2 separate regions of the Homo sapiens genome follow, and region 2 is linked to region 1. Evidence: read pairs that join two places in POLR2A ChIA-PET (ENCODE). Cell type or tissue: MCF 10A. All regions are shown on one strand. Each heading gives the region's core, and the rest is flanking DNA. Links, peaks and the distances in the headings are about the cores only. Region 1 has its middle 30 kb from the start of LAPTM5. Region 2 holds the start of LOC124904579 (UPF0764 protein C16orf89-like).

Evidence for each region. ChIA-PET counts read pairs that join two places held together with the same protein. Peaks named below come from ENCODE experiments on the same cell type or tissue, not always from the same donor. Only the 100,000 strongest peaks of a DNase experiment are listed, where the experiment ranks them.
Region 2: POLR2A ChIA-PET joins it to region 1 with 5 read pairs; 1 of 35 experiments calls an interaction of 5 or more read pairs at or near these places.

Annotation. Positions count from the first base shown.
Region 1 is chr1:30,782,352-30,794,068 of GRCh38, forward strand. No RefSeq gene overlaps it. Among named protein-coding and RNA genes, the nearest start is that of LAPTM5, 30 kb to the left of the region's middle. RefSeq lists an enhancer at 5,520-6,032. In MCF 10A, for the core only: no CTCF peak of the experiment used is centred there; DNase peaks (open chromatin) are centred at 3,530, 4,590, 5,540 and 6,400.
Region 2 is chr1:31,095,271-31,106,987 of GRCh38, forward strand. It overlaps LOC124904579 (UPF0764 protein C16orf89-like), which reads left to right and starts at 4,936. Exons shown (of 4, transcript XM_047439474.1): 1 at 4,936-5,012; 2 at 10,272-10,323. The coding sequence starts at 4,936. It also overlaps the pseudogene SELENOWP1. In MCF 10A, for the core only: no CTCF peak of the experiment used is centred there; DNase peaks (open chromatin) are centred at 5,961 and 7,371.

The DNA of each region.
Region 1 (11,717 bases), core at 2,228-10,227:
AAGGAAAGAAAATTGCTACCCCTACAGCCCTTGCGGGCCGCCCCCCGCCCCCAACCCCGACCACCCCCAACCCCGACCACCCCCACCAGCCCAGCAGAGAACTTAGCGACCAGGGCCCGGATGGAGCAGTGTTCCTGAGTAGCCACCAGAGGGCGCACTGTACCCGCCAACTCAGCGTGTCTCCCGCCCTGGAGAGGGGAGACGGACAGGGAGGAAGGGCTACTGTCGTCCTGGGACACATTCCTGGGCAGGGGGCTTCCAGGTCCTGTTGAAAGCTGTCCTTGGGCAGAGGACATCCTGAGCCATGGATTCACAGCCACGGAGATATCCGAGTTGGAAGGGGTTTAGGATGGGGACCCTTTTATGGGGACCCTTTTACAGAGATGAGGCCCAGAGAGCAGAAGCCAGCTGTCTAGCGTCACACAACGGGTCAGGGCAAAGCAGGGGCTGGAACCCGAGACTCTCATACCCCTGCACACACCTGCTCCTGCTCTCCAGGCCCCGGACAGCTGGGCCCAGATGGAAACCAGGGGGCAAGGCAAAATGGAACTGTGGAAGGGGCTCCAGCATCTCCGCCATCCCCTGTTCTCCCAAGATGCTGAGCCACAGGGAAACTGAGGCATGGAGCGACAAAGAGGCAGAGGTTGTCTGCATCCCTCCTGAGCAGGTCAGGGCCCCATGCGGGTCCCAGGGAGCCCCTCTGCTCTCCCTGGAGCCAGGTTTGGGTACAGCAGCTGTGACTAGCCAACCAGGCTGGGCCACTGTGGCTGAAGGCTCAAAGTCCAGCAGGGAGCCATTGATCAGTCCGGGACTTCTGTTGGGAGGGTGCCGGCAAACTATCTGATGGGTCCCCAGGGCCTCCCCTGGAGGAAGTGGGGACTTGAGCAGGAGGTGTCCGGGGGCTCCTGGGCTTTGGCAGGGCCTCCCTCCCCTCCACCGCCTCCCTCTTCAAATCGCAGCTGGAAACAGCACCTCCCCTGTTGGGTACAAGAACCTTCACAGGGGCCTTGACCTTCTATGACTCTACCCCACGGAAATCAGCAGAAGCAGACGGAGATGGCCCCTGAAGCACTTTGGTGTGTAATGTCATTTAATCCTCAGAATGACCCCATGGCATAGAATATGATTCGTTCATCCAATTTTGCAGCTGGGAAACCTGAAGCCAGGACGAAGAAGGCAATTGCTTGGCAGCAGCACTCCAGAAACACCATGTGCCATGCAGAGTCCACGGCTCAGCCGCCGCAGCCCCTGTGCGCGCTGTCTCATTTAATCCCCCCAGCCACTCTGTCAGGCAGGTAGGGTGAAGGCCCAGCGTTAAAGATGAGGAAAATGAGGCAACGAGAACAAATTGCCCTGTTGCTCAAGCTCTCTTGGCTTCCTGTGACCTCCCAGACCTTGGGTGACAGAGGCACATTAAGGAAGTCCCTCAACTCTCCGGCGGGGGTGGAGCCTCTGCAGGGGGCGTGGAACCAGTAGCAGGACCACAGTAGCCAGGCAGGGACATGGATCCCCCACCCCCAACACCTCCCCTAGCTGCCCCTCCATTGCCTTACCCAGCTCTTGAGGCTGGAAGGCTCATAGCTCTTTTCCTGACTACCTTCCACCCATGAGTAGCCAGGCGCGTGTTCTAGCCCAAGAGATCTAGGTGGGAGTCAATGAGGAAGGGCTTCACTTCCCAAATTTTATTTTTGTTTATTTTATTTTATTTTTTCGAGAAGGAGTCTCGCTCTGTCACCCAGGCTGGAGAATAGTGGTGCCATCTCAGCTCACTGCAACCTCCGCCTCCCAGGTTCAAGCTATTCTTCCTGCCTCAGCTGGGACTACAGGCATCTGCCACCATGCCTGGCTAACTTTTGTATTTTTAGTAGAGACGGGGTTTCACCGTGTTGGCCAGGCTGATCTAGAACTCCTGACCTCAGTGATCTCCCCCGCTCAGCCTCCCAAAGTGCTGGGATTACAGGTGTGAGCCACCACGCCCGGCTACTTCCCAAATTTTAAAAAAAGCCTCCCAAGACCTTTGACTTTCCCAGTGCCTCTCTGCCTGGAATGAAACGTGAGTGCTGGAGGCACAGCAGGCACTTTGGAACTACGAGGGCAAACACCACAAGTTAGGGACAACGGAGTTGGGAGAGCCTGCACTCTGACAATGCTGCTGACCTGTGCACCAGCCCTAGAGTTCCCATCATGTGAGAAAGATAGACCCTCCTTCTCTTAACACGGGGGACCACCGTCCCTGCTGGTTGCTGCCTACTCAAGTTTGCATTCCCATCTGACCCAGCAGCCCTGAGTAGGGGTTAAGAATGTAGTTTTTTTTGTTTTGTTTTGTTTTTTGACAGAGTCTCATTCTGTTGCCCAGTCTGGAGTGCAGTGGCGCGATCTCGACTCACTGCAACCTCCGCTCCCAGGTTCAAATGACTTTCCTGCCTCAGCCTTCCAAGTAGCTGGGATTACAGGCGTGCGCCACCATGCCCGGCTAATTTTTGTATTTTTAATAGAGATGGGGTTTCACCATGTTGGCCAGGCTGATCACGAACTCCTGACCTCAGGTGATCCACCCACCTCGGCCTCCCAAAGTGCTGGGATTGCAGGTGTGAGCCACCGCGCCCAGCCAAGTAGTCTTAGAATCTTGGCTGACGAATTGGTAGCTGCATGGCCTTGAGCAAGGGGTTTTGTGTGGAAGAGCCTCCATTTTCTCTTCTGGAATAGGCCCAAGTGTGCCCCCTGCACAGAGCTGTTGGAGGGTCAAATAAGACACCAAGTGTCCTGAGCCCAGGACGGGGCACACACACACGAAGGTTGGGTGTTGTTAGGAAAGGAGAAACGGGCCATAGGGAGAAGACAGGGGGAGGCCCTGTCCTGGATCCTTCCCCCTCAGGAAAGGCTGTTTGGGAAACAGGTCTGATCGGGGAAAATTGAGCAGCGCTTCCTGACAGATCAGTAGCTCCCTGAGCCCCCAGACCCTGAGTCCCCTCCCCTTTAACGAAGTGCGGGCTCAGCCAACTCAGTTACCTGCCCGCCCAGCAAGGCGGCTGCTCCTCCAGCAGGGCTGGCTGCCCACCCTGGAGATGTGGGAATGGATCCTGCACACTCCAGCCTTCCAAGCCTCTTCTCCACCACCCACCACAGGGTCGGGCATTCTGCTACTGGGGATTCACTCCTTCTGACCTGAAGCCTTGCAGGAGCACCCTGGGTGATTAGGGCTGGCACCCTGATGAAAGGCTATGGCTCCGGGGGGTACTCAGAGGCCACTGCTGAGGTGTAAGCACCTTGGAACATGTCACCCCCTGAACTGTGGTCAGCTTTGGCCCTGGGTGTAGCGAAGGGGAAGAAAAGGAACTGGCACCTCGGGGATATGTCCTGCACCAGACAGAGGCGTGTCTCAGTGCATTGGGTCAGCACAGCGATCCCGCAGGAGGGTGTTGCTGGCCTCAAGACAAGAAAAATAACCCTTAGGAGAGGTAAGGGACTTGCCCAGGTCACAAACAAGCAACAGCACAGAGCTGGGATTCAAATCCAAGCCTCTTCCACTCCAAGGCCCAGCCCTGGGCTCTGCTCCCTAACTAGCTATGTGACATGACAATTCCCTCCCCTCTCAAGGCCTTCTGTAAAATGTGGTGGTTAAAAGACATGAGGCTGGCCAGGTGCAGTGGCTCGCGCCTGTAATCCCAGCACTTTGGGAGGCCAAGGTTGGTGGACCATTCGAGGTCAGGAGTTCGAGACCAGCCTGGCAAACATGGTGAAACCCCATCTCTACAAAAAATACAAAAATTAGCCCGTGCAGTAGTGGAACTGAGGCAAGAGAATCACTTGAGCCTGGGAGGCAGAGGTTGCAGTGAGCCAAGATCACGCCACTGCACTCCAATCTGGGCAAGAGAGTGAAACCCTGTCTCAAAAAAAAAAAAAAAAAAAAGACATAAGCTTGCATGACCCCCCTACCCAAGTCAGATGCTGTGGGCGCACTGCAGGGAGCTTAAGAGAGTGGGCTCTGGAGTGGGTCTGCCGGGGGGTGCCCCCCAGCTCACCCCTTACATGGGAATTTGGTTACTTAACCCTGTTGTGCCTGCGCTCACTTGCCTGTGAAACAGGAATAAGAACTGTCTCCCTTCTCAGAGCTGCTGCACCTGCTGTGGCAGCTCCGCATGAGAGCTGCACTGTTGTGACAGGCTCCTTGGAGGGCCAGAGCAGGAAAAGACTGGGGGACTCAGGGAGAGCTGAGCAAGGAGGTGGAGGGAGGAAGATCAGTGACATCATAGAAACAGGTTTGTGAGGACCAGGGCTCCTGCCCTGTGGCCCTCGGATGGTCCCACAAATCCCTGGGCAGATAAATCCCAGCTCGCCACTTCCTGGCCTCTCAAAGAAGCCCTTTGTCTGGTGGGTATCAGAGGCTACTTCCGGCTCCACGAGGGCCTGATCAAATGGAGACAAAGGACCCTCACACCGGCCAGAGAGGCCCCAGGGGATGCCCACTGGCCCCCAGCTTCCGCTGCCTGGGTGGCCAAGGGGGGCCCCCGCAGCCTGGCTGAGATCAGAGGGAGAGGGGACAGCAGCCACGGCTGCTGGGAAGTCAGGGGAGGGCCCGGGATAAGGGTGTGGCAGGAAGGGAGTCAGCAGGGACAGGAATTAAAGACTCCAGAGGGCCTTTTTCAGGAGCCAGAGGGCTTTTTTTTTTTTTGAGATGGAGTCTCGCTCTGCCGCCCAGGCTGGAGTAGTGGCGTGATCTCAGCTCACTGCAACCTCCCAGGTTCAAGCGATTCTCCTGCCTCAGCCTCCCGAGTAGCAGGGACTACAGGCACCTGCCACCATGCCCAGCTAATTTTTGTATTTTTAGTAGAGACGGGGTTTCACCATGTTGGCCAGGCTGGTCTCAAACTCCTGACCTCAAGTGATCCACCCGCCTTGGCCTCCCAAAGTGCTGGGATTACAGGCGTGAGCCACCGTGCCCAGCCAAGGGCATTTTAAAAAAATAAATAAATCAAGCACTCGAAGCCTTCTGTAGCTGCCCATTAGCCTCAGGCAGACTCAACTCCAGCCTGCTCCCAGCCCACGAAGCCCTGGGCTGCCCACCTCCCCCAAAACAGCCTTCTGCTAGTTCTCCAAACACAGGCTGCCCCACTCATGGTTGGGGACTTTGCCCCAGCTGTTCACTCTGCCGGTAGAACTTTCCTCCAAGGCATCCACATCCCTGACTCCCCCCTTTCATTAGGGCTTTGCTGTAGAGATGCCCCCTGACTCCTGACCCCTCTGCCACACTCTCCAGTCCCCCACTTCCCTCTCTGCTTCAACTGGGCTTTCATCCTCATATGTCTTCTCAGGATCACCCATGGCCTGCCTGTGGCAGGACCAAATAGCCAAGTGCCTCTGGGTGTAGGCGGCGGCAGCACCTAACACAGGGAGGCTGGGTCTCCTCTCCAGTCCTCAGCAGCTTCGCTCTGGTTTTCCTCCTGCTTCCTGGCTCCTCTGCCGGTGCCTCCTGGCCTCCCTGACCTCCTGGGAGGCTCTGGTCCTGTGCCCCACCCTCACTCCCTCCTTACGTGACCCACGCAGTCTCTGGCTTCCACCACCTTCTCTCTCCCTGACCCACACCTCCAGCCCCAGCCTTTCCCCAGAGCACGGGACTCCTGTGTCCATGCTCACTTCCAGGAGTTCACGCAGCTGAGTGACGGCATCTCGAAATCCACAGGCCCAAACCCAGCCCTGGCGGCCCCTGCCCCAGACCTGCTTTCACGGCACCCCCAACTCTGTGGGTGATGATGCCCCCTTGCTTATCCTCGACCCTGTCTCTCCGACACCCCACGCCTGCAGACCCAGGATCCGACCACTTCCATGGCTCCTGTTGCTGCCACCTCAACCTCCCAACTTCTGCCCTTGTCCCTGCTTCAAAACGCTCCCGTCCTGCCCTCCCCAGTGACCCCCAACTCAGGGTAAAAGGCCAGCAAGTGTGCAGCTGCCCCCCAGCCCTCGGCTGTGACCTCTTGAACCTCTTCCCCTGCCCTTCGCCCCTCACTCCAACCGCTGGGATCTCATTGCCGGTTCTCAAACATTCCAAGCTGGCTCCCAGCTCAGGGCCTGCGCGTTTGCTGTTACCTCTGCCTGGGCCAGACCTGCGAGGCCCACTCCCTCACCTCAAAATATCACTGGATCAGAGAACCCCAAAAAGTGCTCCTCACAATACTCCCCATCTCTTCCCCCAGCTTAATGTCCTTCAGCTCATGCATCCCCAGCTGGTGGCCTCCCCACAAGCAGGCAGCTCCCTGAGAAGGGGGACTATACCTTTTTTGTTCAATGCCAGCACATAGATCATGCCTGGCACACAGGAGGGGCTCCAGAAATGTTGGCTGAGTCAGCGGATGAATGCGCTGAGCTGAGTGTTGAAGGCTACGTGAGTCTGCCAGGCAGGTGGTGGGAGGAGATGTTCCAAGCAGAGGGAACAGCATGTACAAGGCCAAGGCACAAAAGGACATAGCGTGTCCAAGAAGGCAGGGAGTGCTGCTGTGCAGAGCAGAAGGAGGAGGGTCTAGGGCTGGGGAGTTTAGGGCTGCGGAGTCAGCCAGGGAGCCTGGTCATGAAGGGAATGTGCTTGTTCTTCCATTCATTCATTCATTGAATATTTATTAAGCCCTGTGAGAAGTCTTGCTCTTTCCCCATCTAAAGGGATAAGACTTAATCTTGAAGGTACTTGGGAGCCATTGAGAGATGCAGAGAAGGGGCAGCACCTATCACTGCTGGTCACAGGATGGAACCCCAATATGCCCCCGGATCCTCCCCTACCCCCAGGGGGTGCCTGCTAAGCCACTGCTTCCTTTCCAAGGCAGCATTTTGGAGGTCTGGGGAGAGCATGCCCGCCGAGCTTTCTCCTGGCAAGGCCACAGAGCAACTGAGTCTCCACTAGAGTCAGCCTGTCCACCTGTGGCCCCCCTCGATGTGTAAGTCACATGGCCCAGATGGGGGCTGTGAACCTCCAGAGCTGGAAGAACCTCAGAGAATCCAACCCTTCATTTTCCAGACAGGGCAACTGAGGCCCACCAAAGACAAAGGACTTATTCAAGGTCCTGCTGTGTCTTCAGAGGCAACTCTTGTTTGCAAGTGACAAGCACCTGATTCAGACTGGCTTTTTTGAAAGGACGAGGGACTCTGCAAGCATGACCAGGATGTTGAAGAGTGAACTTCAGGTGCGGTTGGATCCAGGCTTACCTTGGGACACATGCTTCCCCTCTGACAAACACTTGCCACAGGTCTGCAGGACTCTCAGTGGCCACGTCTGGGGATAATGTGTCTACTCCTGGAGTGGGGGTGAGGCGGCGGGGGCAGTGTCAGCCCCACATGGCACCCCAGGACTGAGAAGAGGGTGGGACCCCAAAGGAAAATTGGATTTGCTGGCCCAAGAATGGGGGTAACAAAAGCTGATGTCCCCACACCTAGGAGCTTAGGGATAGAACCCAGACCAGATCTCCACCACCCAACTCCAAACCCAGCACCTATCCCACGTCCCCAGACTCCCTCAGGAAGACAAACTAGACACTAGCGTGGATGGAGGCTGGAGCCAGAGGCAGGGGACCGGGAAGGAGGTTGTCCAGGCGAGAGGCAATGAGCCCCTTGGAAGAAACTCATCAATCTCCTAACTCCCAACTCATTTTCCCACGTCAGCATTTTGCTGAGGGAAACATCTGTCACTTCTTCAAGATGAATAACACACCAACACCATTATTAATGTATTCTTAAGTGGTGTTTAGAATCCACTTCATTCTAACCATCATGACATACATCTTTGCTGACTTGTTCGGACCCCAGAGACCTGGCACTGCATGGCTGCTGCGCAAACTGGGTGACCCCTGATCCCCAAGCATGTAGCAGAGGGTCAAGTTCACAGCAGCCTGACAAACAGCAGGAGAATACACCCCCCAACCCCAGTGAGAGAGACCTGACGCCAGTGAGGGCCAGTGAGGTGAGTGATGCCTGCTACTGCTGGTGGGCGTGTCAGGCCATTATTTTGGAAAGTCATCAGCAGGGTACTTTTTTTTTTTTTTTTTTTTGAGGCAGAGTTTTGCTCTTGTTTTCCAGGCTGGAGTACAATGGCGCCATCTCAGCTCACCACAACCTCCACCTCCCGGGTTCAAGAAATTCTCCTGCCTCAGCCTCCTGAGTAGCTGGGATTACAGGCATGTGCAGTCACGCCCGGCTAATTTTTTGTATTTTTAGTAGAGATGGGGTTTCAGCATGTTGGTCAGGTTGGTCTCGAACTTCTGACCTCAGGTGATCTGCCCACTTCAGCCTCCCAAAGTGCTGGGATTAAAGGCATGAGCCACCGCGCCTGGCCAGTCATCTAGCAGGGTACTTTTACTGTCTAAAATGGCACACACTCCTCCCACCTCTGGAAAGGCCTCTTAGAGATGTAACTGGAGATGTGAAAAAAGCTGTGAGTGCCAAAGATGCTCATCGGGGCATTGTTTATAACAGAGAGAAATTGAAGCTTACCCAAGTGTTCAATGAGGTGATGTCCAAGCATAACCTGAAATGGTGATGCAAACTCAGGCAGCTCCACTCTATGGGACATTCTGTGTCTATTCAAAAATGTGGCCTTCAAAAACTACTGTCTGACGATCATTTGATGGGAAAAAGCAGAAGCTTATGAGAGCCCCAGTCAAAAGAATGATTTTTAGCATCAGAGGAATGCCCCAGAGTTCCACGGCCGGAAGCACCATCGAGACACACAAAACCACCAGCTCCTCAGCAGCGTGTGTCTCCTCAACCACACTAAATCCCTCCTGCTTCTCTCTGGCTGCAATGTTCTCTCTCTCTGCAGGCCAGCCTGGCTGCCTTATCTCCAGAGCTTACCCACTACTCTAGCTCAACCTCACAGCTATTTGATTCCATCTTCTCTTCCTGCTGAAAGAAAATGAGAGAGGGATAAAGCAAGAAAAAGAGGGAGGCAGAAAGAAAGGGAGGGAAGGAGGAAAAGAGGGAAGGAAGGAGGAAGAGAAAGAGAGGGAGGGGAGGAGGAAGAGAGGGAGAGGAGAAGGAAAAGAAGGAGAGAAGGAGGAAGAGAGGGAGGGAAGGAGGAAGAGAGAGAGGGATGGATGAAGGGAAAAGGGAAGGAGGAAGAGAGAGAGAGAAGAAAGAAAACAGGGAGGGAAGGAGGAAGAGAGAGAGAGAAGAAAGAAACCAGGGAGGGAAGGAGGAAGAGAGGGAAGGAAGGACAAAGAGAGGGAAGGAGGAAGACAGGGAAGGAGGGAGGGAGAGAAGGAAGGAGGAAGGGAGACAGGGAAGGAGGAAGAGAGAGAAGTAAGGAGGAAGAGAAAGAGGGGAAGAGGAAAAGAAAGAGGAGAGGAGGAAGAGAAAGAGGGGAGGGGGAACAGAGGGAGGGGAGAAGGAAGAGAGGGAAGAAGGAAGGAGGGAGGGAAGAAGGAAGGGAGGGAAAAAGGAAGAGAGGGAGGGGAGGAGGAAGAGAGGGAAGGAAGGAGGAAGGGAGAAAGGAGAAAGAAAGAATTTCTAGAAGGGACAACTGAATTGTCTTGGCTTTGGTCAAGTGACTCCCCTGGTCCTATCAGCTGTGCTGGACCAGGAGGGCTCCCCATAGCACAGCAGGCTCCCGGTAGTTTGGGGTGGGGTAAAGCAGGAGGAAATGACTGATGTCCCAAATCCTAGTACATTATCGCAGGGTGTATTAGTTATCTATTGCTGCATAACAAATTAGCCCCATGCTCAGTGTTTAAAATTACAGCATTCATTATGTCACAGAGGAATTGAGAAGTTTTTCTGGGTGGCTGTGACTCAGAGTCTCTTGTGAGGCTGCAACCAACACGTCAGCCAGGGCTTCCATCTTTGGAAAGCTCAACTGGGCTGGGGACTCTGCCGTCAAGCTCCTCACAGGGCTGTGGGCAGCAGGCTTCGGTTTCTTGTTGGTTATTGGGGTGAGACCTAAGTTTCTTGCCCCACAGGCCTCTCTGTAAGGCTGCTCAGGACAGGACAGCTGGCCCTCCAGTGCAAATGACCTAAAAGAGAGAGAAAACTACCAAGACGGAAGCTGCAGCATCTCTCACAACCTGATCTCAGAAGTGACGCCCCATCAGTACTCCCGTATTTTATCCTTCACACAGACGCACCCTGGTACAGTGTTGGAAGGGATGACACGGGCACGAATCCCAGGAGAAGGGACCACTGGGAGCCATGTTAGAGGCTAGCTAACATACACGGAAAACACTCATTCTACAAAACTGGTTTCAAAAGTGGATATGCTCTACACTTTTTTATTTTTTTTTTATTTTTTTTGAGACAGAGTCTTACTCTGTCACCCAGGCTGGAGTACAGTGGCACTATCTTGGCTCACTGCAACCTCCACCTTCTGGGTTCAAGTGATTCTCCTGCCTCAGCCTCCTGAGTAACTGGGATTACAGGCATGCGCCACCATGCTCACCTAATTTTTGTATTTTTAATAGAGACTGGGTTTTGCCATATTGCCCTGGATGGTCTTGAACTCTTGGCCTCAAGTAATCCACCCACCTCGGCCTCCCAAAGTGCTGGGATTACAGGTGTGAGCCACTGCACCCAGCCTACCTATTTTTAAATAAAAGAATCAAGTAGGGTAAACATAGTCCCAAAGAAAGTCTTCCTTTTAAAAGAAATTGCCTTTGATTACTTCTGCTGGGTCATAGAGGACCTGCCAGATCTGAGATCTGGATGCATGCAGTATGAGGGCTGGGTGACACTCAGCATCCAGCCTCCATGTGCAACCGTCCTCCTGGTCACAGGATGGCCACGGGGCAACAGGCACTTGCACCTCGCCATGGCTGGGGTTCAGACACATGTATGATGTGACTGACTGACTTGGGGCAGGTGCCCAATGGAAACCAGGCAAGACTGCCAGGAGCTGAGGAGGAAAGGCTCCGTAAGAGAAAGCGGAGAGCAGGTCGCAAGCGAGATTCAGTGGCAGGGGCCCCCGGTTGGAGGGGGTCTTGGTTCTGGACACATCTTGACACCTGGTACCAGGACCCGCTCCAGCCCGGCCACCTCAGCAGCAGCAACAATCCTGGGTGGGTAGGCTGAGTGTGGGCAGAGAGAGCTGCTTTGAAGACGGTCCACGCCGCCCTGCCAGGGGACCCATCCTCAAGGAGCGCCCTTCCCCTCTCTCCCTGGCAAGCAGTGAGCTCCCGAAGTGGCAGAGGACTGAGAGCATGGGGGCCCTGGGAGGCAGGACCCCGCTGGGGCAGGACCCCGATGGAGACGCTGGAGGCAGCAGCAGCGGTGGGAGGGGGTGGGGATTCACCCACACTCTTGAGAGGAGAGAAGAATGAACCCAGGAGCTGGAGTTCCCACAGGCGTAGGTGGGGGGCGGAGCCAGCAAGACTTGGATATTAATGCTTACTCTGGTAACGAGGCTTTTATCACCTGATGATTCCTAGAACCACAGAAGCCAAAATAGGCAGGCCTGGAGGAACCTCGTTAGAAATCTAATCCAACCCCACAAGTCTCACCAGCTACTCAAGGGCTTGACCACTCCCAGCAATGGTGAGCTCACTACTCCGTAAGAAAATTCATTCCGTCATTGGACAGTCCTGACAGATAGAAAGCTGTTTCTGAAATCCCTATGGGTACCACTAATTGGCCCTAGTTCTGCCTTCTGGTGCCTCATAAAATAAACCAGCACCCACTCCTCCAATAGTTACCCTCTTCATTGTTCAGATCAGCTCCTCCCAGCACATCACAGACCATCAGAAACCATT
Region 2 (11,717 bases), core at 2,422-10,421, 310 kb after region 1:
TCAAGTGATTCTCCTGCCTCAGCCTCCCAAGTAGCTGGGACTACAGGCGCCCGCCACCGTGCCAGGCTAATTTTTTTTGTATTTTTAATACAAACGGTGTTTCATTATGTTGGCCAACATGGTCTCGAACTCCTGACCTCATGGTCTGCCCACCTTGGCCTTCCAAAGTGCTGGGATTACATGCGTGAGCCACTGTGCCGGCCGGGGGAACTCATCTTCTAACTTCTTCTTGAGCTGAAGATACTTGGACTTGTAGCCTCAAGTGCCACATAAACCACTCGCGAGAGCCATGGCTCTGGGCTGCCACCCTCGCTGGGGAGCAGAGACCTGGGTCACAGAGACCTCCTGCCTGGACGCATGAGGTCTGCACCACAAATTTATTTAAAAAGGAATTTTATTCATTTAAAATATATGCATACAGTTGCTTACTATAATCTAGGCACTGTCTTAAGCATTTGTTTCCACCAGCTACACTAAATGACTCATCTACATCACCAGATTTCAGGAGAAATTAGATGCACTGCCAGAAGAAAAGGAAATACTTTAGATACTAGTTTTAGCAAAACATGGCATTAATACATTGCAGATGGAGCAGGATGTGAATTTACCTACAACTTCCACACTCTGTAACTGATGGATTTTGAGAAAAACTAGGAAAAAACAGTGACAAAGAATTCATTAAACCAAATTACTTTTTGACTATATATCTACTTGGCCACATAATTTTGCATATTAAACAGCAACTGTAGTTAAAATTATCTATCTCAGATAAGAATCTTTTTCTTTTTAGTTTGTATGTATGTATGTATGTATGTATTTTGAGGCAGGGTCTCACTCTCTTACCTAGGCTGGAGTGCTGGAGTGCGATCACAGCGCACCGAGGCTTTCCCTCCCAGGCTCAAGTGATCCTCCCACCTCAGCCTCCCCAGTAGCTGGGTACACAGGCAAGGATCACCACATCTAGCTAATCGTGTTACTTTGTGTAGTGACAGGTTCTCCCTATGTTGCCCAGGCTAGTCTCGAACTCTTGGGCTCAAACAATCCTCCTGCCCCAGTCTCTCAAAGTGCTGGATTACAGGCATGAGCCTCTGTGCCCGGTCTTTTTTTATTTTAGGTATTTTTGTATTTATTTATTTTTGAGACGGAGTCTTGCTCTGTCACCCAGGCTGGAGTGCAGTGGCACAATCTCAGCTCACTGCAAGCTCTTTCTCCCGGGTTCACAACATTCTCCTGCCTCAGCCTTCTGAGTAGATTGGGACTACAGGCGTCCGCCACCACGCCCAGCTAATTTTTTTGTATTTTTAGTTGACACGGGGTTTCACCGTGTTAGCCAGGATGGTCTCAATCTCCTGACCTTGTGATCCTCCTGCCTTGGCCTCCCAAAGTGCTGGGATTACAGGCATGAGCCACTGTGCCCGGCCGCCTTTTTTTTTATTAATAAGAGATGGAGTTTTGCTTAATTGCCCAGGCTGGTGTGCAGTGGTCTGATCATGGCTCACTGCAGCCTTGAACTCCTGGACTAAAGCAATCTTCCTGTTCCAGCCTCCCCAGTACCTAGGACTACAAGCATGTGCCACCACGCAGGGTGATTTTTAAAAATCTTTTTGGGCCGGGCGCGGTGGCTCATGCCTGTAATCACAGCACTTTGGGAGGCCGAGATGGGCAGATCACGAGGTCAGGAGATCGAGACCATCCTGGCTAACACGGTGAAACCCCATCTCTACTAAAAATACAAAAACTTAGCTGGGCATGGTGGCACACGCATGTAGTCTCAGCTACTCAGGAGGCTGAGGCAGGAGAATTGTTTGAACCCAGGAGTCGGAGGTTGCAGCGAGCCAAGATGGCGCCATTGCACTCCAGCCTGGGCAACAGAGTGAGACTCCATCTTAAAAAAAAAAACAAAAAAAACTGTAGATATGTGGTCTTGCCATATTGGCCAGGCTGGTCTCAAAATCTTGATTGCCCAGGATGCCAAAAATCTTGTTATTTTCTAGAATCTAATATGAGAACCATTGAATAATTACAACATATTTGCAACAATGATAATTTTCTATTACCTTATATTCAATATTTGATTTGTATAATTTTTACAGAATGATTTAATGCTTGTCATAATTGTTATTCTTTAAAAAAATTTTTTTGTAGAGCTCTTACTATGTTGCTGAGGCTGGTCTGGAACTCCTGGCCTCAAGTGATCCTCCTGCCTCACCCTTCCAAAATGTTGGGATTATAGATGTGAGCCAGTTCTATGCCCAGGTATGCCCAGTCTTATAATTGTTATTCCCCAGAAATAATAAACTAACTTATATAATGTCTTACTGGAGGATGGAGCAACTTTTTGTAATTCTCTAAAACAGGGATCAGCAAGTACAGGCCACAAGCTAAATTCTCAGCTTGCTTCCTGTTTTCTTTTCTTTCTTTCTTCTTCTTTTTTTAATAGGCTTTATTTATTTATTTATTTATTTATTGAGATGGAGTCTCACTCTGTCGCCCAGGTTGGGGTGCAGTGGCATGATCTCGGCTCACTGCAGTCTCTGCCTCCTGGGTTCAAGCGCCCGGCTAATTTTTGTATTTTTAGTAGAGACGGGTTTTCACCATGTTGGCCAGGCTGGTCCTGAACTCCTGACCTCAAGTGGTCTGCCCGCCTCGGCCTCTCAAAGTGCCGGGATTACAGGCATGAGCCACCATGCCCGGCCTATTTATTTTTTGAGATGGAGTATTGCTCTCGTTGCCCAGGCTGGAGTGCAATGGTGCAATCTCGGCTCACTGCAACCTCTGCCTCCTGGGTTCAAGCAATTCTCTTGCCTCAGCCTCCTGAGTAGCTGGGATTACAGGCGTATGCCACCGTGCCTGACTAATTTTGTATTTTTTTTTTAATAGAGATGGGGTTTCACCATGTTGGCCAGGCTGGTCTCAAACTCCTGACCTCAGGTGATCCCCCCCCCAACCTTGGCCTCCCAAGTGCTGGGATTACAGGCGTGAACTACCGCACCTGGAAGACAGGCTTTATTTTTTAAGATCAGTTTTAGGTTTGTGGCAAAATTGAGCAGAAGATACCATATTTCCTGTATACTTCCTACCCCTATACATGAATAGCCTCCTCCGTTTTCAATATATCCCCCATCAGAGTGGTACATTTGTGACAACTGATGAATCTACATTGACACGTCATTACCACCTGACTCCCTGTTTTTGTAGGACCCCTGCAAGCCAAGAATGATTGTAACATTTTTAAAGGTGGGGAAAAAACTTTAAGAGTACTATTTCTTGACATTTTTCTGCAAATGATATGAAATTCAAATTTCAGTGTCCATAAATAAAGTTTTGTTGGAACACAGTCAGACCCAGTTGATTAAGTAGTGCCTGTGGCTCCTTTTGTGCCCCACAGCTGAGTTGAGTAGGTACCACCATGACCATATGGCCTACAAAGCCTTTGGGAGGCCGAAGTAGGCAGACCAGTTGAGGCCAGGAGTTCGAGACCAGCCTGGCCAACATGGTGGCCATGCTCTCCAGCCTGTGTGACAGAGGCTGGATCATAGTTCACTGCAACCTTGAACTCCCACCTTGATCCTCCCACCTCAGTCTCCCACGTAGCTGGGACCAGGCACACGCCACAGTGCCCAGACAATTTTTTTTTTTATTTTTTGAGATGGAGTTTCGTTCTTGTTGCCCAGGCTGGAGTGCAATGGTGCGATCTCGGCTCACTGCAACCTCCGCCTCCCAGGTTCAAGCGATTCTCCTGCCTCAGCCTCCCGAGTAGCTAGGATTACAGGCACGCTCCACCACGCCCAGCTAATTTTGTATTTTTAGTAGAGATGAAGTTTCTCCATGTTGGTCAGGCTGGTCTCGAACTCCTGACCTCAGGTGATCCGCCCTCCTCAGCCTCCCAAAGTACTGGGATTACAGGTGTGAGCCACTGTGCCAGCCAATTTTTTTATTTTTTGTAGAGACTGGATCTCACTTTGTTCCCCAGGCTGGTCTTGAACTCCAAGGCTTAAGTGATCCTCCTGCCTTGGCCTCACAAAATGCTGGGATTATAGGAGAGAGCCACTACACGCAGCTATGTGTTCCTGAATTTGCCAACCTCTCCCTTTGACTCTCAGGACCCAAATTCTTGGCTCTCCAATCAGGTATGTCCTCTTCCCATTCCTGCACCCCTGCCCTTGCCATTCTGGTAAATAGAAATAGGTCACGTTCTACTGAGAGGCCTCTGGAGAGTGGCAAGGCCTGCCCTACTCCCTGCCTTCCCCACAGGCTTAACTGAAGGGACCCATGATAAACCCCCAAGGGCCAAGATTTCCTCACAATTTACTTTCCATAGTCTGCATTAAGAACAAAGTTAGAGTTTTGTTTTGCATTTTCCAAAGAAAAATGCTGTTGTAATATGTAATATTCTTTTACAAATTGTTCACTCATGCGGGGAATACTGCTACACGCCCTTCCTTTCTCTCCCTTTTTCCTCCTCCCTTCCCCTGCTTTCCTTGGGCACATTTCTTGTATCTTACTTTCCCCAGGTCAGAAGCAGGCTGTTGGAGGGCCCAGTTGGCAACTTCTCCACCTGAGAGGCCCCAGAGCCTGCCCAGGGTGGACAGCAGTTAATGTTTAATGAGTGAGTGAATGAATACATTTTAAAAGGTATGAAGGCCAGGCCTGGTGCCTCACGCCTGTAATCCTAGCACTTCAGGAGGCCCAGGTGGGCAGATCACTTGAGCCTAGGAGTTCGAGACCAGCCTGGGCAGCAATAGGGAGTCCCCTGACTCTACAGATAATTTTTTTTTTGAGACGGATTCTTGCACTGTTGCCTGGGCTGGAGTGCAATGGCATGATCTCAGCTCACTGCAAACTCTGCCTCCCGGGTTCAAGTGATTCTCCTGCCTCAGCCTCCTGAGTAGCTGGGATTACAGGTGCACACCACCACACCTGGCTAATTTTTTTTTTTTTTTTTTTAAGACAGAGTCTCACTCTGTCGCCCAGGCTGGAGTCCAGTGGCACGATCTCGGCTCACTGCAAGCGTTGCCTCCCGACATCCGGCTAATTTTTTTTGCATTTTTAGTAGACACAGGGATTTACTATGTTGGCCAGACTGGTCTCAAACTCCTGACCTCATGATCCACCTGCCTCGGCCTCCCAAAGTGCTGGGATTACAGGCGTGAGCCACCGCACCTGGCCCAGATAATAAAAATTAGCCGGATATAGTGGCACATACCTCTAGTCCTAGCTACTTGGGAGGCTGAGGCAGGAGGATTGCTTGAGCCTCGGAAGTTGAGGCTGCAGTGAGCCATGATTGTGCCACTATACTCCAGCCTGGGTGACAGAGCAAGACCATGTTTCAGAAAAAAAAGGAAAAAGATAAAAAATATAAAGGAAATTGGGGAACTATGCTGTCTCCCCGGGGACCTTTCTGCTGAGTCAAGGTGGCCTCTCTGGGCAGTAGGATGAAGCCCGACTCTCTGGTCAACTCATTGTTCACGAAGTCCTTTCCCACAGCAGCTGAGGGACAAAGTCACAGTCCCTGCCCAGTCCTCTGCACCAGCCACCCCTCTGGTTTAACCTGTCCCAGGTCTTCCCCCTTGACTACACCCTCTAAATCCTAGAGTGGGGAGAGAATGAAGATGTGAGGTGACAGATGAGGTCTCTTCCCCAGCCAGAGGGTGCAGAAAGCCCCAACATAACACATGTCCTGAAACCCAAAGAGAAGACAGAAATTGTCAGCAAAGGTTAGCTAGCTCCTGAGGTCATAAGCAACCTTATTTTTATTTTGTGTTCCCAAATGTGTTGTCTGGAACATGTATACATATTACGTATTAAAGCAAAAGCAAAATCAGAATAAATATTGTCTTCCAAGTTGTCTTTGTGTGTGTTTTGGTTTTGTGGTTTATTCCTCTTTCTTTTCAGTTGGATAGAAGCCAGGCTCCTTTCTCCCAGCACACGCACAGACTCAGCACACACAGAAACCCCAGGAATTAAATGACTCTCCAAAATGATAAGTAGGAAGAAGGGGGTGGGGTAGAGAGGGAGGAAGGGGGAGAGAGGAGGCCTTTTCCCCTGACCTGGGGAGGAGCCCTAGTCCAGGAGAGGTCAGGGTGTGCAAAGGCCTCTGGGTAGGAATAGGAACAGGGCCATTGGCCAAGTGCCCTCTGCTCTGTTACTCCCAGAGCCGGCTCCTACCCTCAGGCCTGGGAGCCCGCCGTCTGCTAGTAAGGGGCTTCAGGAGTTGGGGGAGTGCAGATGAGGAGTAGCTCTCTTTTTCTCACATTCCCTCTTAAACCTCAGTTTTTTTGTTTTTTTTTTTTAAAGAAATGATTCTAAAATTAGCCAGGTGTGGTGGCATGCGCCTGTAATCCCAAATGTGTTTCTACTTGGGAGGCTGAGGTGGGAGAATTGCTTGAGCCTGGGAGGTTCAGGCTGCAGTGAGCTGAGATCAGGCCACTGCACTCCAGCTGGGGAGACAGAGGGAGACCCTGTCTCAAAAAAAAAAAAAAGAAATAATTTTTGTCCTTTTTCTATAAGCATCTTTTAAAACTTTTTTCCAGGCAGGGAGCGGTGTCTCACGCCTATAATCTCAGCACTTTGGGAGGCCGAGGTGGGCGGATAACCTGAGGTTAGGAGTTCGAGACCAGCCTGACCAACATGGAGAAACCCCATCTCTACTAAAAATACAAAATTAGCTGGGCATGGTGGCGGGTGCCTGTAATCCCAGCTACTTGGGAGGCTGAGGCAGGAGAATCTCTTGAACCCGGGAGGTGAGCCGAGATTGCGCTATTGCACTCCAGCCTGGGCAACAAGAGCGAAACTGTCTAAAAAAGAAAAAAGGCAGCATTTTGGGAGGTGGAGGTGAGAGGACAGGAGTTTGAGACCAGCCTGGCCAATGTGATGAAACCCCATCTCTATTAAAAACACAAAAATTAGCCGGGTGTGGTGGTGCACACCTGTAATCCCAGCTACTCGGGAGGCTGAGGCAGGAGAATTGCTTGAACCTGGGAGGCGGAGGTTGCAGTGAGCTGAGATCATGCCACTGCACTCCAGCCTGGTGCCAGAGCAAGACCCTGTATCAAAAAAAAAAAAAAAAAAGAACTTTAAAATAAATAAATAAATAAATAAATAAATAAATAAATAAATAAATGATTTGCACAGCAACTTTGTGAACAGAGCCCCCTTCCCTTTCATTTTCTGCCTGACTACCCACAACAGAGTCCCGGGTGGGGGTGGGAGGGTCAGGGATGGGCTGTGGCGTCTGCATGCAGGCTTGCCTCCACTGGCCTGAATCTCAGCAGGAAGAAGCAGCTCTTCCCTCAGGCCAAGCAGGAAATGATTCTCCCACAAAACACCTGACCCTGAGACCTTCCCAGGGAGTTGCACAAATTCGTTTTATAACCAGCAAAGCAATTCTGAGGGTTTTAGAGTGGGAAGGGCTTGCTCCTAGTTCTCCTAAGACTGTCTACTGTTTAATTACGAAAGCCACTGTTGTGCTCAACAGCTGAGGAAACACAGGAAGGATCAAGAAGTGAACTTTCCCTGACTCCACCTCCCCATACTGCCTCAGAGACCCAGGAACAGGCTGTCCCCCAGAAAGGGATGCCTGGGAGGACTGAGCAGGCACTGACCGCTCATGCTAGGGAACCAGGCCAGTGAATGCAGCTTTGAATCTACGCTGGATCACCTCCATGTCCTCATCTGTAAAATCATGCCAGGCACGTCACATGCTTGGTACACATTCATTCATTGCATTTGGGCCACAACCCTATGAGGGAGGTGTTATTATCATCTTTGTTTTACCGAGAAACCTAAGGCACAGAGAGGGTAAGAATGTTACTGGGCCAGGTGCAGTGGTTCATGCCTGTAATCCCAGCACTTTGGGAGGCTGAGGCTGAGCCTGGAGTATCGCTTGAGCCCAGGAGTTCAAGACCAGCTTGGGCAACATAGTGAGACCCCCATTTCTACAAAAAGTAGAAAAATTAGCTGGGCTGTTGCACGAGACTGTGGTCCCAGCCACTTGGGAGGCTGAACAGGAGGATGAGGATCACTTGAGCCCAGGAGGTAGAGGCTGCAGGGAGCCATGATGGTGCCACTGCACTCCAGCCCCAGTGAGAGTGAGACCATGTCTCAAAAAAAAAAAAAAGTTACTAAGGCCATATATCTTGTGCATGTATACCTGAAATTTGAGACCAGGCAACCGGGTACCACTAGGCTGTACTGCTCCTATGAGGAGCACACACTTACCTGTACCTGTCTCAGAGAATCTCTTCGAATTAAAGGAGATAATGCACGTAAGGTGCTCTGAACAGAGTCTGGGACTTAGTACTCTCAGTAAACACAAGTCCAACATCATCATCATCATCAATAGTCTTACCTATTCAGAATTCTTTATTATTATTATTGTTATAGAAAGGGTCTCACTGTGTCACCCAGGCTGGAGTGCAGTGGCATGTTCATAGCTCACTGCAGCCTCAAACTCCTGGGCTCAAGCTATCCTCCCATCCCAGCCTCCCAAAGTGCTAGGATTACACCAAACCTGGCCCAGTCAGAATTCTGAAGCAGTCGCACTCCTGGTCCTGGCTGCACAAACATGGTGGAAACTTATATGCTTAAAAAAAAAATTGTACTGGGGCCGGGCACGGTGGCTCATGCCTATAATCCCAGCACTTTGGGAGGCCGAGGCAGGCAGATCACGAGGTCAAGAGTTCGAGACCAGCTTGGCCAACATGGCGAAACCCTGTGTCTACTAAAAATACAAAATTTAGCCTGGCATGGTGGTGGGCACCTGTAATCCCAGCTACTCAGGAGGCTGAGGCAGGAGAATCGCTTGAACCCGGGAGACAGAAGTTGCAGTGAGCCAAGATCACACCACTGTACTCTAGCCTGGGCGACAGAGTGAGACTCCGTCTCAAAAAAAACAAAACAAAACAAAAAAACCAAATTGCTTTTAGTGGTTATTGCCAAGCAGGGTTGTAGGGGAAACTCATTTTCATAGACCTCTATAATCATAACTATTTTATATAGTAATCATGTATTATTTTGTAATTAGAAAAATATGCATAGATAGGCCAGGTGCAGTGGCTCATGCCTATAATCCTAGCATTTAGGCCGAGGCAGGCAGATCACTTCAGGTCAGGAAGTCGAGACCAGCCTGGCCAAAATGGTGAAACCCCTTCTCTACTAAAAATACAAAAATTAGCAGGGTGTGATGGCATGCGCCTGTAATCCCAGCTACTCAGGAGGCTGAGGCAGGAGAATCACTTGAACCCAGGAGGCGGAGGTTGCAGCGAGATCGCACCATTGCACTCCAGCCTAGGAGACAGAGTGAGACTCCATCTAAAAAAGAAAAAAGAAAGAAAAAGAAAAAATAATAATATGCATAGATGAAGACATAATATATAAATGCCAAGTGCATGTACTGAGCACTCAGTTCACTTGTTTGTGTATGTTTCTTTCTTTTCTTTTCTTTTTTTTTTTTTTTTTGAGACAGTCTCTCTCTGTCACCCAGGCTGGAGTGCAGTGGCAAGATCTCAGCTTACTGCAACCTCCGCCTCCCAGGTTCAAACAGTTCTTCTGCCTCAGCCTCCCTCATAGCTGGAATCACAGGTGCCCGCCACCTTGCTCAGTTTTTTTTTGTATTTTTAATAGAGATGAGGTTTTACCATGTTGGCCAGGCTGGTCTCGAACTCCTGACCTCAGGTGATCTGCCCAGCTTGGCCTCCCAAGCTGCTGGGGTTACAGGCGTGAGCCACCGCACCCAGCCCCTCTGTTTGCTTTTTTTTCTTTTTTGTATTTTTAGTAGAGACAGGACTTTGCCATGTTGGCCAGGCTGGTCTCTAACTCCTGGCCTCAAGTGGTTCACCGGCCTCGGCCTCCCAAAGTTCTGGGATTATAGGTGTGAGCCACCATGCCTGGCTTGTTCATGTGTTTCTCTCTCTCTCTCTCTTTCTTTTTTTTCTTTTTGAGACAGAGTTTTGTTCTTGTTGCCCAGGCTAGAGTGCAGTGGCGGGATCTCGGCTCACTGCAACCTCCGCTTCCCGGGTTCAAGTGATTCTCTTGCCTCAGTGTCCTGAGTAGCTGGGATTATGGGTGCCCACCACCATGCCCGGACACTTTTTTTGTATTTTTAGAAGAGACGGGGTTTTGCCATGTTGGCCAGGCTGGTCTCAAACTCCCGACCTCAGGTGATCCACCCGCCTCAACCTCCCAAAGTGCTGTGATTACAGGCATAAGCCACCGCGGCCAGCCCATGTATGTTTCTATTCACCATTTATGGAGCATCTATTGGCTACCAGGCCTTGGCTACAGGAACTGCCATGTGGCGTCAGAACCCTGAAGAAGTTCCCAGTGTGATTCACTGGATGGGGTGGGAAGAATCTTCTATCTGCTATGGTAGGAACAGAGGGCTGTGTGCAGGTGACAGGCCAGGCCTGGAATGTGAACCTCTAATTCCCCATCAAGTGTGATAGAAGATGCTGAGTGCGGTGGCTCACGCCTGTAATCCCAGCACTTTAGGAAACCAAGGCAGGCGGATTGCTCGAGCTCAGGAGTTGAAGACTGGCCCAGGCAACATGGCAAAACCTCATCTCTACACAAAATACAAAAATTAGTCAGGCATGGTGACTCGTGCCCGTGGTCCCAGCTATTTGTGGGGCTGAGATGGGAGGATCGCTTGAACCCAGGAGGTCCAGGCTATGGTGAACTGTGGAAGCACCACAGCACTCCAGTCTGGACGACAAAGTGAGACCCTGTCTCAAAAAAAAAAAAAAAAAAAAAAGAGGTGTGATAGAAATACTGAAAGAAGCAGGCTCTCAGAACAAAGGTTAGGTTTTTGGTTTTTGTTTTATGTTTCTTTTTGAGACAGAATCTCACTCTATTGCTGAGGCTGGAGTGCAGTGACATGTTCATAGCTCACTGCATCCTCAAACTCCTGGCCTCAAGTGATTCTCCCACCCCAGCCTCCCAAAGTGCTGGGATTATACCACACGTGCCCCAGTCAGAATTCCAAAGCAATCACACTCCTGGCCTTGGCTACACAAATATGGTGGCACCTTATATGCTTAAAAAAATTGTACCAGGCCGGGCGCAGTGGCTCACGCCTGTAATCCCAACATTTTGGGAGGCCGAGGGGAGTTGATCACCTGAGGTCAGGAGTTCGAGACCAGTCTGGCCAAAGTGGCAAAACCCCGTCTCTACTAAATATACAAAAAATTAGCCAGGCATGGTGAGGGGCACCTGTAATCCCAGCTACTTGGGAGGCTGAGGCAGGAGAATTGCTTAAACCTGGGAGGCGGAGGTTGCAGTGAGCTGAGATCATGCCATTGCACTCCAGCCTGGGCAACAGATCAACACCTTGTCTCAAAAAAAAAAAAAAAAAAAAAAAAAAGAAGGCCAGGAGCAGTGGCTTACGCCTGTAATCTCAGCACTTTGGGAGGCCAAGGCAGGCACATCATGAGGTCAGGAATTCAAGACCAGCCTGGCCAACATGGTGAAATCCCATCTCTACTAAAAATACAAAAATTAGCCAGGTGTGGTGGCGGGCGCTCATAATCCCAACTAATTGAGAGGCTGAGGCAGGAGAATCGCTTGAACCTGGGAGACGGAGGCAGTGAGCCTAGATCGTGCCATTGCACTCCAGCCTGGGCGACAAGAGCAAGACTCCGTCTCAAAAACGAAAAAAAAAAAAAAAAAAGAAGAAGAGGAAGAGCAAGAAGAAGAAGAAGAAGGAGAAGAGGAAGAAG